2 separate regions of the Homo sapiens genome follow, and region 2 is linked to region 1. A link is a contact called in ENCODE Hi-C or POLR2A ChIA-PET data. All regions are on one chromosome and are shown on one strand. Each heading gives the region's core, a stretch centred on a gene start or an enhancer-like site at or near the end of the contact. The rest is flanking DNA. Distances are from core to core; before and after follow the strand shown. Region 1 holds the start of RELCH (RAB11 binding and LisH domain, coiled-coil and HEAT repeat containing). Region 2 has its middle 72 kb from the start of ZCCHC2.

What was found. Hi-C counts contacts between places; a loop is a spot of excess contacts on that map. ChIA-PET counts read pairs that join two places held with the same protein, here RNA polymerase II (POLR2A). Pooled maps may share reads with other maps.
Region 2: a pooled map shows a loop between it and region 1 (2.4-fold over the local background). The contact joins the enhancer-like site here to the promoter of RELCH in region 1. A Hi-C loop is called at or near these places in 4 of 50 pooled maps. POLR2A ChIA-PET finds 5 or more read pairs at or near these places in 2 of 52 experiments (activated naive CD4-positive, alpha-beta T cell and naive thymus-derived CD4-positive, alpha-beta T cell).

The regions. Positions count from the first base shown.
Region 1 is chr18:62,180,891-62,188,750 of GRCh38, forward strand. It overlaps RELCH (RAB11 binding and LisH domain, coiled-coil and HEAT repeat containing), which reads left to right and starts at 6,365. Exons shown (of 29, transcript NM_001346231.2): 1 at 6,365-7,141. The coding sequence starts at 6,616. It overlaps PIGN (phosphatidylinositol glycan anchor biosynthesis class N), which reads right to left and starts at 6,166. Exons shown (of 31, transcript NM_176787.5): 1 at 5,954-6,166. RefSeq lists silencers at 5,668-5,880, 6,831-7,050 and an enhancer at 6,471-6,680.
Region 2 is chr18:62,447,036-62,454,895 of GRCh38, forward strand. No RefSeq gene overlaps it. Among named protein-coding and RNA genes, the nearest start is that of ZCCHC2, 72 kb to the right of the region's middle. Within about 2 kb of position 4,221, at least 24 of the 41 ENCODE cell types and tissues checked have a DNase peak (open chromatin) inside an H3K27ac peak, as active enhancers do.

The DNA of each region.
Region 1 (7,860 bases), core at 5,115-7,614:
GTACTATAGAAGAAAACTTTCCTGGTTCTTATGTCACATATATTCTTCTAATAGTTTTAGATTTTTGTTTTTTACCTTTCATTATTTAAAATTTATTTGTGTTGGTTTGTGTCCTCTGAAACAAAAATAATTATTTGTATATGGTGTGAGGTAGACATCAGCTTATGTTTTTAACCAGCTCACAAGTATTAGTACTGCTACTAGTGTAGAATTTACTATGATAAAATTACACATCAGAAAGAAAAAGGTTTTAAACCTTTACATTCAAATCTTGGCTTTTGCTATTTGTAATAATAAAAAATTGGAAACAATATCTAACCATAGGGAACAGATAAATTGTTTATTCATAATGAAATACCATATTTCTGAAAAGGATACATCTCATAAATATCAGTATTAATAAAAAAAATTTTAAACATCTATTGCCCTTTTCTCCCCAACACAGTCAAACTTCTTGAAAAGGCTGAATGTGACCTCTTTTTTTTCCTGACCACCTAAATCTCAAACAACTTAAACCTTATTGTCATTACTTCATAAGAAAGTAAAGACAGTTAACAGTGCAAAATCTAATAGCTATTTTTTAGTCTTCATTTTCTAAGCAACCTAAGCTTCCTGGGCTAAGTCATCCTCCCACCTCAGCTTCCCAAGTAGCGGGGACCACAGGTGCATGTTTACCACATTCAGCTAATTTTTGTATTTTTTGTAGAGCGGGGGTCTTGCCATGTTGCCCAGGCTGGTCTTGAACTCCTGGGCTCAAGTCATCTACTCACCTCGGCCTCCTAAAGTGCTGGGATTACAGGTGTGAGTTGCTGGGCCCAGTCGCCTTCTCCTTTTTATTTTTATTTCTTTTTAGACAGAGTCTCGCCCTATCTATCGCCCAGGCTGGAGTGCAGTGGCGCGATCTCGGCTCACTGCAACCTCCACCTCCCGGGTTCAAGCAATTCTCCTGCCTCAGCCTCCCAAGTAGCTGGGATTACAGGCACACAGCATCATGCCCAGGTAATTTTGTATTTTTAGTAGAGACAGGGTTTCACCATGTTGGCCAGGCTGGTCTCAAACTCCTGACCTCAGGTGATCCACCTACCTCATCCTCCCAAAGTGGTGGGATTACAGGCATGAGCCACCATGCCCGGCTGCCTTCTCCTTTTTAATAGGCTGTTATCACTTGGCTTCTATGAACATTACTGCTTTCATTTTTCACCTACACCTCTGACCAATGTTGAACAGTCTCTATCTGATCACTAAATTTTGGAGTTACTCAAAACTTGGTCCTCAGCTGTCTTTTCTTCTCACTCTATACTTTCTATCCTGGCAAGTTTCATCATATCTGTGGCTTCAGTTATTACCTAATATGCAAAAGCCTCAACAAATTATAGCTCCAAATCCACATATGTAACTCGAACCTTTATAAATCTACATGGACGTTTCAAAGACACTCAACTAAGTAGGTTTAAAACCAAATTCATAACATTTCCCATGAGCCTTGTCTACTACCTACTAAATCCTTAGTGTTCACAATCTCAGTAGGTGGCACCACCTTCCCACCAAGTATGTAAGTCTGAGAAATAGGCATTGTTCTTTACACCCTATTCTTCCCCTTTATTTAATCTAACAATTGTCCACTTTGTGTTTCTTGAATCTGTTCATTTGTCTTAATCTCCATTGACACCTCTATAATTTAAGATGTATACCATCTCTTATGCGAACTACTGCAATGCAGGAATAGGTCACCCCTATATACTCTAACCCTTCTCTGATCCATTTCTTGCCATGTAGCCAGAGTATTACTTGCTTTTCTTTTTTCAAAAGAAAATCTGAACATCTTACCCCTTGTATAAAACTCTCCAGTGCCTTCTGTGAAGCATTCACTGTCTTTAAAGTCAAAAGACACGTTTGCAACAACACGGATGTTCCTGAAGCCTGGTATGCTAAGTGAAATAAGCCAGGTGCAGAAACACAAATACTGCATGATTTCACTCCTATGTGGAACTTAAGAAAGTTGACCCCACTGAATTAGAAGCAGAATGGTGGTAACCAGAGGCTGGGGTAGTTCCACAGCGGGGGGCAATTGTAGAGATACTGATCAAAGCATTCATATTAGAGTTAGATAGAAGGAATAAGTTCAAGAGCTCTGTTGTACAGCATGGTGACTCTAGTTAATGATGATATATTGTATTCTTGAAAACTGCTAAAAGGGTAGATGTTCAAATTTCTCATCACAAAAATGATAACTATGTGTAAGGTAATGCATTTGTTACTTAGCTAGATTTGAGCATTTCACAATGTATATAAACTGAAGAACATCATGTACACAATGAATACATAAAATCGTATATTAAAAAATAAATTTAAAAATGAAGTCACAGCTGGAAAAAAAAAACTCTCCAGTGCCTTTTCACCTACTAATCTAGACTAAAATCCTTAATGTGACTAACAAGGTCTTTTATAGACTAGCCTCTGCCTTCTTTTCTAAACCTGTCTCATAGCACTCCCCTTTACTTTGTAACATCTCACATCACTGGCCCCTTCTTTTATTCAAGTATCCCACTGCTATAAGACCTTTGTAGGCTCAATTCCTCTCTGCAGAATGTACTTGCAACCTATCTTCCACTCTCTCCTAACATTCCATTTCAAGCATCACTTCCTCAGGGACTATGCAGGTGAAGTCAGAAACGAAAACTTTTACTTCAGTTTGTAATTACATAGCTTTGTCTACGACTATTTGAATTAATGTCTGTCTCTGTCACTTCACCACAATTCCATGACAGCAGGACGGGGCATCTCCAACACCCATCAGAGTCTTATGCACTTAGTAAGGACTCAAATGTTTGCTGAATAAATTATTTAGAATTATCATTTCAAGGGTAAATGCAATATGCACTACAGCCACTAGAGGATGCCCTGCTTCTGTTTTTGTTCCTCCAGAACAAGATGTGAAGACTGAAAATACTTTAAAAAAAAAAAAACTAAACCTTTTATGATAAAGTAATTTACTATTAATGTAAATAAAATTGCAGTTATTACAAAATATCAGCATTCACTAACTACTTATTTTAATTAGTTTAATTGCTTAATACTAAATATTACTTAATACTTCTCTTTAAAGAAAATCACAATTTATTCAGATTTATTGAAAAAGAAATACCTCCAAAACAAACACATAACTATTAAAATTTTAAAAAGATATATGCATGTACCAATACAAGTTATCTAGTTTATCTGTGGATGTTTACCACACACTGAAAAACAATAAAACATGAGGTATTACTAAAACCTCAAGTCAACCAAAACTTGCATTCAGAATATTACTTGTGGTTCTTTTAAGACTATTAAAACCTAAAATAATTTTTTAAATACTAAAATGATTGACGTGCTTTGAAAAAAGGCATCTTTTACATCTTCATTGCTAAGGCACAAGCTTTAATAACTATCATTAGTCAGATGAAACATTAGTTGTAAGGGCCTAGATTAATGAAAATCTTACTAAGTAGAAAGGAAATTTCCCAACACTATTAATAATACATTATTATAAGTAGTGATCGGTAATTTTTAATATTCCAGTGTGTGTTACTTATACATTATTCACGAATAACCAAACCTCTGTGTATTGTGGAAAAGAAAAGTACATACTGGGAAGACTGGGCAGTTGATTTCTAATGGGCTTACAAGATCAAACACACAAGTTCATGGTTATAGGATAGGAGGCAGAAATAGAAGCAGAAAACCACAGATTTGTATGGGAAGAATTCCTCTACATGCAAGTTCTTACAACTCTGAGGAAACATTTTAAATCTATTTTCAACTTGTGTTTTAGAACTGAGACCCCAAATTAAAGATACTCCCTTCAGCCCTACTGACTTAATTGCTTTTTCAGGCTTGCACTGCCAAAACGATTGATATTAGTTTTATTTTTAAACACTTGTCAAATGTTCTCAACACATACTAATATTTCAATAATTAATAAGTGACCACAGTAATAGTTATTGTGTAGCAGGTACCAGGCACTGGGACAAGAACATTCTCAATTCTGTGTACTTTCCTTATCCCCTTTGATAGACGAATGCAAGTGAGGCTGAGAAGTTAGGTAACTTTTTCAAGGTCTCACAATAAATAATGAGTAGAATTGGGATCTGAACTTAAGCTTTTCTATCTTATAAGCATAATCCTCTTCAGGAATCCTAAATGCAGGAGATTTCTCAATTTCCCAATCATGGAGATGGAAATATTGTATATAAACAATCCATTTCTAATCATGCCCTTCCCATGCCATTCACTAATCCTCCATTCCTGGATTCCAGAAATTGGTTCCATTTTAATCTCTCTGGAAAATCCAACTAAAATACGGATCAGCAATCCCTTTTGCTAAGAAATCTCTAACAGGATACAGTATTTGCCATTTCAATTCTATTTGGGGGGATTTTTTTCCCCATGTTTTACTTTTAATATATGGCACAGAAAACTATTTATCATTAAAACATTGGGAACTAATGTCCTATAAAAAAATAGTTTAAATTCTTGGTACTTTTTTTTTAAACTTCTAGCAAAAATAAAATTTTAAAAACCCAAATCCCCATTCAAATGAAAATTTTAGTTTATTGAGCCTGGGTATATTGAAATTAAAGCCTACTCTTAACTGTTGGCATACTTTTACATGTAAACCAATAACCTGACCTAAGGTTATGTAAGAATCGTCTATTTTAATTTTTCCATGGAGCTAACGGGAGATACTTTACTGTGGAATGTTTACTACACACTGAATGTAATATGTCACTTACCTGTACACTAAGAAAGGAAATCTAAAGCCTGGAAAAGTGGTCATTTGTGTGTGAAAAAAATAGGAGCCATAAGAAATAGCAGTCTAATTGTATTGACTGGAAATTCCTTTACCTTTTCAGATCATAATCAAGGAATGACATAAAAGATAAACGTTGATCTTCTAAACTTAGGATATGTACTTTATATGCTAACATTTCATCAAAAAAATCAAAACTCTCTGAAGCATTCAACTTTTAAAATAGTTCTAAGTTCCAAAACCTTGATTCTAGCCTGCATGAACGAGTCAGAAATGTTGCAGGAGACAGTGGATAAAGAATCGTTTGGGACATAAGAGAAATGATGTTAATTCCTTTGACTCCTTATTAGCGGAATTGATTTTTTTTTTTTTTTTTTTTTTTTTTTGAGACGGAGTCTCGTTCTGTCGCCCAGGCTGGAGTGCAGTGGCGCGACCTCGGCTCACTGCAATCTTCGCCTCCGGGGTTCAAGCGATTCTCCTGCCTCAGCCTCCTGAGTAGCTGGGATTGCAGGCTTGCGCCACCACGCCCAACTAATTTTTGTGTTTTTAGTAGAGAAGGGGTTTCACCATGTTGGTCAGGCTGGTCTCGAACTCCCGACCTCGTGATCCGCCCGGCTCGGCCTCCCAAAGTGCTGGGATTACAGGCGTGAGCCACCGCGCCCGGCGTGGAGCTGATTTTATAACAACCACTCTTGGCTTAAGTTTACTTATCTGTCTACTGGTGAGACAGCATTAGATATTCTGAAGGGTCCCTGTTGTGTAAATCGTGTATTAAATCCTAAGCGTTTATTGAGTACCTAACAATTTGTTTTCCAACTCGACGATGTTCCCAGATCCAGGCAAATGCCAACCTCAGCGTTCCCTTTTCCGTTTAGTCTCTCCAGCCCCCGTCCCCACCCACAGGCAGGACCACCTCCGGGGCTGAGAAGTCGTGCTGTCGCTAGGCCTCCCGAGTGTGCAAGCATGTGGCAGAGAAGGGAAAAGAAAGGAAGTCACATTCCGACTACAGGCCTGGGCACTTGCTATCCATGGGGACAAAATGTCACCACTGGCAGCAAATAGCGAGAAAAAGTGCAGCGCAGTAGGGAAACAGCGCGTCCGCGGGCGCGACACCACAGTTTGGGCGCCGACACCCTCCGCGCACTGGTCCCTGAACTTTACCTGGAGCTTATCCCGGTCAGGCCTGATCTCGAAAACGAGGGCTCCTCAGCGCGAAGGCAGGACCCAGCTCCATTAAAGCTCTCGGGCAGTGGTCCCCTCTACCCACTGAAGCGATAGCCGGGAGGGTATTCCTAAGCCACCACTACAACCACCCCTCAATTCCGGAACGCCCCCAATACCTGCCCGGCCGCTGCTGCTATCGCGATAATTCTCGGGCCAGTCTCCCGTCAGTCCGCTCCACGCCTTCCTTCTCTGACCAATCATGGAGGAGTCGTGGGTGGAGTTTTGCTTTTGAGCGGAGAGCGGGGCCTTCAATCTTTGCTATCTGGCGCTGGGAATGGGCGGAGCTGAAGTGGGCTGGGGCGGGGCTGGGGCGGGGCTAGATCGGGGAGAGGGGCAGGGGCACGCTCCAGTTCTCGCGAGACTGGAGACCAGGAAGACGCCTGCAGAGCCGGGCTGCTGGTGCAGCAGAGGCTGAGGCATCAGGTGCAGCTGCATCCGGATCTCCTGCCTTGGAGCGTACTCCTTGTCTCTAAGTCGGGAGGCAGGACGTGGTCAGGCCGGGGCTGTGGAGGTGCGCTGTGTCCCCTGAGGCCTAGAGGATTCGGGCTGCGGCCCGTCGGAACCAGTCAGGGAGGCGCCCACACTCCTGACAGGATAAGATGGCGGCGATGGCGCCTGGAGGTAGTGGCAGTGGTGGCGGCGTGAATCCATTTCTCAGTGATTCGGATGAGGACGATGACGAGGTAGCTGCAACAGAGGAACGGCGGGCAGTACTTCGGCTGGGCGCCGGAAGTGGCCTAGATCCTGGCTCTGCGGGCTCGCTGTCGCCACAGGATCCCGTGGCCTTAGGAAGCAGTGCGCGGCCAGGGCTCCCTGGGGAGGCGTCGGCGGCTGCAGTGGCCCTGGGGGGCACCGGGGAGACCCCGGCCCGATTATCAATTGATGCGATCGCTGCTCAGCTGTTGCGCGATCAATACTTGCTGACCGCCCTGGAGCTGCATACCGAGCTGTTAGAGAGTGGCCGGGAGCTGCCTCGGCTGCGCGACTACTTCTCCAATCCAGGCAACTTCGAGAGGCAAAGTGGAACCCCGCCGGGGATGGGGGCGCCAGGGGTCCCTGGAGCAGCCGGCGTTGGGGGCGCTGGAGGTCGGGAACCGAGTACAGCGTCGGGCGGGGGACAGCTCAGTAAGTGGACGCAGCCTGTCACACTCCGGCAGGGTATTTGGGATTGTACGGAGTTACTGTAGGGGAGAGGGGGTATTTCTGCGTGGGTCCCGATAGGGACATTTTAAGGAACGAGAGTATTGGGGTGGGGGCGCTCTTTTGCGGTGGAAGCAAGAGGATCAGGCAATGACTGTTCTCTCTGCCTGCTTCCAACCCTTGGCTGGTGTTGCACTTGGCTCCTGGCTCCCCTACTGGTGTCAGTATCTATAAAATATCAAGAGTTTCTAGTTCACTGGCTATTACGGGACTCCAGAAGGTTCCCTTTTATACTAGTTTATTGCTTTAAGCATTTTCCTTTTTCTCCAGTTACCTGAATCACACTACCAGGAAATAGTGTTACCTGAATTGCCTGCAGTAGTTCTTTGAGTCTGAGCCAGGAGAGAAAGAATAGGACACACTGCTGCTGTCTCCGAAAAGTCAGATGTACTTAAGACCCTTTGTCTTTGGGACGACTTTTTCACCGCCAAAATTGGGTTTTCTGCTGCACAAAATTTGTTCTGTTGAGATAAAGTTGATGTAATTCAGTTTCAATGCCTTAATTTAAGTAATGTCCAAAATTACAGGAAATCCAAGGAGCAAGGCAGACAGGTTCTACCAGCAGTCTGTCTCACCATCCCACCACCTTGCAGGCTTTTCTCTTTGCATTAGATAGGAATTGACCTTTTTACCTTGGAATGATT
Region 2 (7,860 bases), core at 2,971-5,470, 260 kb after region 1:
GACAGGGCACAAAATGCCACTCCCCTTGTGTCAAGATGGGACAACTACGAGGTGCGGTCTGTGTTCTGGAGCGCCCCATGGGACTGGGCTGGAGCCAGTCTCCATTGAGGACCAGACCCTTGCTTAACTTGCTTCCCTTGCCCTATCCTGTTCCCTCACTCTCCTTCAAAGGGCAATGCTTCCCCAGTCAATAAGGTTCGCAAGAATTCCCATCTTAGCTCTGGTTCTAGGAAACTGACCTAGGACAGTGATATAGTTTGGCTCTGTGTCCCCATCCAAATCTCATCTCAAATTATAATCCCCATGTATTGAGGGAGGGACCTGGTGGGAGGTGATTGGATCACGGAGACAGTTTCCCCCATGCTGTTCTCATGATAGTGCGTGAGTTCTCATGAGATCTGATGGTTTTATAAACGGCAGTTCCCCTGGCCTGTTCTCTCTCACCTGCCGCCATGGAAGACACTGCTGCTTCCCCTTCCACCACGATTGTAAGTTTCCTGAGTTCTCTTCAGCCATACAGAACTGTGAGTAAATTAAAACTTTCCTTTATAAATTACCCAGTCTCAGGGAAGTTCTTTATAGCATGTGAAAACAGACTAATACAAACAGGGTGCTTGTCAGAAGGCAAGATTCCTTGACTCCAACCAGAAGAGGAACTCAGTAGGCCGGAGTGAGGCTTTGGAGGCTGCAGTTTTATTAAGCACACAGGTGATTCTGATGAACATGAGCCCAGGTCCACACCTGGGGAAGCACAAGGGCCACACCTGATGAAGTGAGTCAGGGATTAGTCTACTGAGGGCTAGAGTCTGTGCCAACCTGCAGGAGGGGCTGCAGGTATTATTACTTGGGGCAGGCACTCTGACTTCAGCTCTGGGTTTACTTGTGATGCCCTTTGTGATGGTTAATATTGAATGTCAACTTGATTGGATGGAAGGATGCTAAGTATTGTTCCTAGGTGTGTCTGTGAGGCACCAAAGGAGATTAACATTCGAGTCAGTGGACTGGGAGAGGCAGACCCACCCTCAATCTGGGTGGGCACCATCTAATCAGCTGCCAGTGCAGCTAGAATAAAGCAGGCAGGAGAAGGTGGAAGAGCAGACTTGCTGAGTCTTCCGGCCTTTATCTTTCTCCAGTGCTGGATGCTTCCTGCCCTCAAACATCAGACTCCAAGTTCTTCAGCTTTTGAACTCTTGATCTTACACCAGTGGTTTGCCAGAGGCTCTTGGGCCTTTGGCCACAGACTGGAGGCTGCACTGTCGGCTTCCCTACTTTTGAGGTTTCGGGACTCGGACTGATCCACCACTGGCTTCCTGGCTCCTCAACTTGCAGACAGCCTATCGTGGGACTTTACCTTGTGATCGTGTGAGTCAATTCTCCTTAGTAAACTCCCTTTCAAATATACATCTATCCTATTAGTTCTGTACCTGAAGAGAACTCTGACTAATACACCTTGACCTTGAAGGAAGCAGAATTTTCTTTTTGAGTTGAGTGACTGTAGCCCCCAAAGTTCCTAGGACAGTTTTGTGCAAGAAGTCATGAGGGCCTGGACAAAACCTCACAGCCTCTGGCTGGAATTCTGCATTTAGGGACGGAGGCCTGATTCTCCCACTGGGAAGAAAGGTGCTGAAGCTCTACCCTAGCCACGTTGGGAAGGCAGCGTCTGCCCTCCTTAACAAGACGTTTCCTACTAACTGCAACATGCAGGTTTGTATGAGAACAGTGCTGAGTGCTGACTGAGGCAGCTGACACCAGGAAAACGGCACGATATCCAAGAAGCAGCTTGTTGCCAAAGCTTAAGGCAGCAATAACAACTCTGATTTATAACAGGGACTATTTGTACATAATTACTAAATATTGATCACACATTCAGCAGTGTGCCTAAATTAAAGACAAACCAAATCTCATAACAGCACCAAAAGAATCTTAGTGCAAACAGTCATCATGTAGCCCTTTTCTGCAATAATTTAATGGGCTTTTATAGAACTCTCAAGTGTACTCAAAAGTGTGATTGCTTCCTGGCACCATCCTCTATGACCCTGCAAAGCCCCCAGGACCTGCCCTCCATCACCTCTGAGACCACCCCCACCTCACCTAATTTGCTGTTTACCCACCCATTGACTTTTTTTTTTTTTAATTTTTGCAATTCTATTTTCTTTTCTTTTCTTTTTTTTTTTTTTTGAGATGGAGTCTCACTCTGTCACCCAGGCTGGAGTGCAGATCTCGGCTCACTGCAAGCTCTGCCTCCCGGGTTCAAGTGTTCAAGTGATTCTCCCTGCCTCAGCCTCCCGCGTAGCTGGGATTACAGGCACCCAACACCACGCCCAGCTAATTTTTGTATTTTTAGTAGAGACGGGGTTTTGTCATGTTGGCCAGGCTGGTCTCGAACCCCTGACCTCAGATGATCCACCCACCTCAGCCTCCCAAAATGCTGGGATTACAGGCGTGAGCCACCACACTCGGCCAATTCTGTTTTCAAATTTCAATTTTGTCTTTTTCAAAATCTAGGTAATTTTTGTGATCTCTTATTGCTTGATTATTTTTGAGATTCCTTTTTTTCAGGTTTTAAACATTTTATCCACTGTTATTTTGTATTTTGAGTCTGATAATTTCATTACCCGAAGGAAGGGGGTTTAATTCTGTTGTTGATTGTTTTTGCTGATTCTCACTCATGGTAACCTGTTTGCTTGTGTTTTTCATGTTATTTGATTCTGAACTCATTTTGTTGATCTTAATGTATGGGAACCCTGAGAACCTAAGATGGCGATGCTTTTATCCAAGGAGGACTTGGGTTTGCTTCTCCTGAGAGCCGGGAGCACTATCCCAGCCGAACGAGAGTCTCCCTTTCTCTTCCCCACTCTGTTTCACTGCAGCCCATGGCTTAGCCCAATCAATGCACGGCTAATCCTGGCATCTCAGCTCTAGGCAACTCTGTCTTTTATATTTGCTTGTTCCCCACCAATCTAAATAACAAACAAAGAGAGGCTGTCTAAAAGAAAAGATGTTTACTTGGGAACAGAGCATTGCAATGTGAATACCTGTGCCATAGGTAAACCATGTGCATATTCAGGGAGGTAAAGGAAGAGAAGGATTTTTAAAGGAAAAAATGAAGGGGATTACATAATTGTTCTGAAATACTTATCCCTGGCTAAAAGATCAACAACAAGGGTGACACCCGTCCAAGGCTGGAGAGGCAGTTGCTGGGCAGACGTCCTTACAGAAGCATTTGTTGTATAAGGCTGTGACGGTCTTGGTACAAAGTTGTGGTCTCTGTAGTCTTTCGTGGTCAGGCATACAAGTGTGAGAATCCTCTCTTCATGGCCTTCCTTGGATCTGTTTGTCAGAGTTTTCTTAACCTTAGTGACTCCATTTTGCTTCTGACAACTTTCACATCCCCAATGTTCCCACTTTGGAATCATCTCACTTTTTCCTCCCATACTTAATATCACCCCAACAATACAATAAGGAGTCTGTTTTTTGCAGGAGTTAGCTATTGTATGCAGCACCGCTAGACTTGCTTTCCCTCTGTTTCCATTGAGTTGTTGCTCTGTGTTGGGGGTGGGGTGGTGCAACCACTGTGTCATCCCTCTCTGTTATCTCTGAAACACAGAGCTTAGTAAGTAGGAAGGGTCCTTTATGTCACTACTGATTTGCTGGTTAATAGCTAAACATCAAGTCAGGCAAATTAACATGCTTCCCAGTTATGCCCTTTCTAGTCCTATGTGGTGTGGCCTTTGCTAATTATTTGCACTTCCGTTATTCTGGAGCGCTTCCTCCCTTCACTCATAAGTGATTAATGCAATGTTGCCGGTACAGCTTCGCCCACCACCACCTCCAACTGTTGCCAACTGTGGTTTGGAGAGGCTGGGCCGGCATCCCGGAGGCCTGTTTGTTTGTCCTAGTATTCATTACTAGTTGGCTCTCCTCCCATCTGCTGCCAATGCAGAGTTATTTATATCAAATTGGAGAAGCCTTGGTGAGCTCCGCTGTGATAACTCACATCCTCAGAATGCCTTTCATCCCAAAGGACTTTACACGTGGTATCCTCGCAGGAAACCCTTTCCCGCTGACCCAGGGGTAAATCCTGGCTTCCCTGGGAAGTGGCAGCTGCTGGTCCATCTGCTTGGCTGATAAGGCCTTTGCACTCAGATTAAGAGCCCTGGCCCACAAAACGTGCGGTGGAACTTGCCCAAAGAGGTCGTGACAGCTGAGTCACAGGGAATAGCACTGAAACTGCGATCCTGGGGCATGGAGAATGTCTATGAGGGGTGAGCCAGGGTGCTGAGTCATGCCTCTCCGCCTGGCACTGACTTGCTGAGTGTCAGAGCTTCCAGAAGGTGACACTGCTTAGAAGTCACCAACCTTCCCACTGCCAGCCTGGTCCATGAGCTCTGCACTTCTGAGGCTGACATGCCATCCCCTCCAAAGGATTTACTGTCATCAGTATCACATTTGGGTGATAATTCATCAGCTCTCATTTTTTCAACCAATATAGGTTCATTACATCCAGCGTTTCACCGTTTGACACAGGATAGAGCTCAAATGAAGGGCTTGTGATGTTCTGGCAGCAGTCTAACTCAATTAACAGATTAACACGAGTCCACAGGCACAGGTCTCCAAAGAAATTAGATCGCTCCGAAAGAAATCAGGCTGGGGTGGGAAGGTCAATCATCATTTTAAATGAAACTGAGAAAATTATTGACAAATTTGTGCTCTTGTTGGGGCTTCCAGCAAGTAGTATCAGAGGGATGACTTTGGGAAAAGAGCCAAAGAGAAAAATATATGGCCTGGCAAAATTTTTTATGGAGAAAATATTTTTTTAATTTCATTTTTTTTCTATTTGTAGTTTTTTATTTCTTTTCTCTTTTTTTTTTTTTTTTTTTCTTTTTTGAGAGTGTCTCACTCTTACCCAGGCTGGAGTGCAGTGGCACAATCAGACAGAGTTCACTGTTACCTCAACCTCCTGGGCTCAACCAATCTTCCCGCCTCAGTCTCCCGAGTAGCTGGGACTACAGATACATACCACTATGCCTGGCTAATTTTTTTTTTATTTTTAAATGTTTTTGTAGAGATGGGGTCTCGTTATATTACTCAGGCCAGTCTTTAATTCCTGGTCTCAAGCAATCCTCCCACCTCGGCCTCCCAAAGTGCTGGAATTATAGGCATGAGCCACTGTGCTCAGCCAGGAAATAAATTTTTAAATCAAATTTATTGACAGGTTGGCCATACACTGTCTAATCAGTGCAGGGAGGTGATCATGCAGTTGAGGGAAACTGCTACCAAGAAGCCTACCCCATCCCATAGCCTCCAGGAAGGAGTTTTTGCCAGGGGAATATCAATATTGCACCACCAGACCAGTGTTGAAATTCAGTGGGTGCAGGGAGATGGCAGGTGTGGGCGGTAAATTTCAAAACACTTATTTTGAAACGCCCACGATGCCTGGATCACAGATCCTGTGGCTGGCAGAATAACCAGTGCTGTTTACACATCCGTGGAGGGTGAATCTTCTTCTCCGGCTATCAGAAGAGCATTGCATGCTCTGTAAGAGCAAAACTCTGGTTGCTTGGACTTTGTCTCTTAAATGCAGCACTTGCCACAGTATATTCTCACTGGTTAAAGTTTTCCCCCTCCTCTTACAGATTCCTTTCTCACTCTCTGAAGTTTAGTTAGAATCAATATCACAAGTTGGACTTTTAACTCAGGACAAGTAGATGTTAACTGTTCTGTCACTTTCATTTCTGGAGAAAGGGAAATAGATGGGGGTTTGTAGAATCTCCAGGACTGGCTGAGCTCTTTAGTAGAGAAACTAGTTTTGTAGACTAACAGTTGATGCCCCAAGATAAAACAATATACATCATTTATATCCCACTTTTGTTCATTTTGGACGTTTTAAGAGATTTCTTTTTCATTTGATTTTTATCATAGTATATTATAAAATCAGGAATAAAAAAATTAAAACCTTTGAAATTTGATTGTTATTTCTGTTTTTCATGTTCTCAAGCCTTTTGATGCCCTTTTCACCTTAATTATCATATATATAATATATATAGAGAGAGAGAGAGAGAGACAGGGCCTCGCTTTATCACCCAGGCTGGAGTACAGTGGTGTGATGATCTTGGCTCACTACAGCCTTGACCTCCCGGGTTCAAGTGATCCTCCTGCTTCAGCCCCTCAAGTAGCTGGAATTACAGGCACATGTCCCCATGCCCAGCTAATTTTTTAATTTTTTAATTTTTTGTAGAGATGGAGTTTCATCATGTTGCCCAGGCTGAGCTCAAACTCCTGAGCTCAAGTGATCCATCTGCCTCCCAAAGTGCTGGGATTACAGGTGTGACCCACCTCACCTGGCTGCCTTCTTAATAATCTGCAATTGACCTTGCTTCTTATTTCACCGAGAAAATAGATGGCATCCGAAAAGAACTTGCCTGTCCCACCTCCCCGTCTACTATCCTCCTGTGTCTGTCCCGAAATACTGTCTGTTTGCTCCATCACTGTAGTGAACTGTTCCTCCTCCATGTACAAATGGTGCATCCCTTCCCACTTACTCAAAAATGTCGCTCCTGTGATCATCTAATCTGCTCTTTTTTCTGCACTAGATTATTCCCATGAGTACACAAACGTGCTGTCAGCGTTCTCATCTTAAAAAACCCTCTAGGCCAGGTGCAGTGGCTCATACCTGTAATCCCAGCACACTTCGGGAGGCTGAGGCAGGTGGATCACTTGAGGTCAGAAGTTCGAGACCAGCCTAGCCAATATGATGAAACCCTGTCTCTACTAAATATACAAAAATTCGCCGAGCATGGTGGTGGGCACCTGTAATCCCAGCTACTTGGGAGGCTGAGCCAGGAGAATTGCTTGAACCTGGGAGGCAGAGGTTGCAGTGAGCCAAGATTGCACCACCGCACTCCAGCCTGGGTGACAGAGCGAGACTCTGTCACAAAACAAAACCCAAAACCCTCTTGACCCCATGCCCTCCTCTAGGTACAGACCCATTTCTCAGCTTCCCTTTACAGGGACTTCTCCATTGCCACCTCATTTCCTCCCGTTCTCACTGAAACCCTCTCAAACAGGGCTTTTGTTCTCACAACAGTGAAACCACCAATGCCAATGTTGATGTTGATGGTGATGTCCAATGTCTGGGCTGAGGAAGGCCACAGCATCTGTGGCCAGTGGTGTCTCCTCCAGGTCAGTTCTGCAAAATGCCTTGGGTCATTTTTCCTGCTTCAAGAGCTCTTGTCCAAACCTGGTTCTTCAAGCCTCTGTGTCACTGGCACCCTTTCAATAAGTTCTATTTTGGTTTAAATGAACTAGAGTTGGTTTCTGAGGCTTGTAGTAAAGAGTGCTGAACTAATAGACTGGGGAAATCAACTGACTTGGTTCTGTACATAGAGTCATTTCTAAACTAGACAATTTGGGAGATTTCCCTGGGCCCTTCACCAGGAGTCGGGGAAGTGTTGTGGTTCCATCTGTCAATGGTTGAAGAATGGTCTATCACCACCATCCAGACCAATCAGCCTCTCCTCTGGATGCTGCCCCTTAGTGACAGCTTTCTCCCTTTTAGGGTCGACTATCATGTTCATTCTGTCCAGATTTGATCATTCAAAAACTTAAGCAGAGTGGGTGCGGTGGCTCACACCTATAATCCCAGCACTTTGGGAGGCGGAACCCTTGAGCCTAGGAGTTCAAGACCAGCCTGGGCAGCATAGTGAGACCCCATCTCTATTAAAAATACAAAAATTAGCCAGGTGTGGTGGCTTGTGCCTGTAGTTTCCAGCTACTCAGAAAGTTGAGGAGGGAAGATTGCTTAAGCCTGGGAGGTCGAAGCTGCAGTGAGCCTCAATCACGCCTCTGCACTGTAGCTGT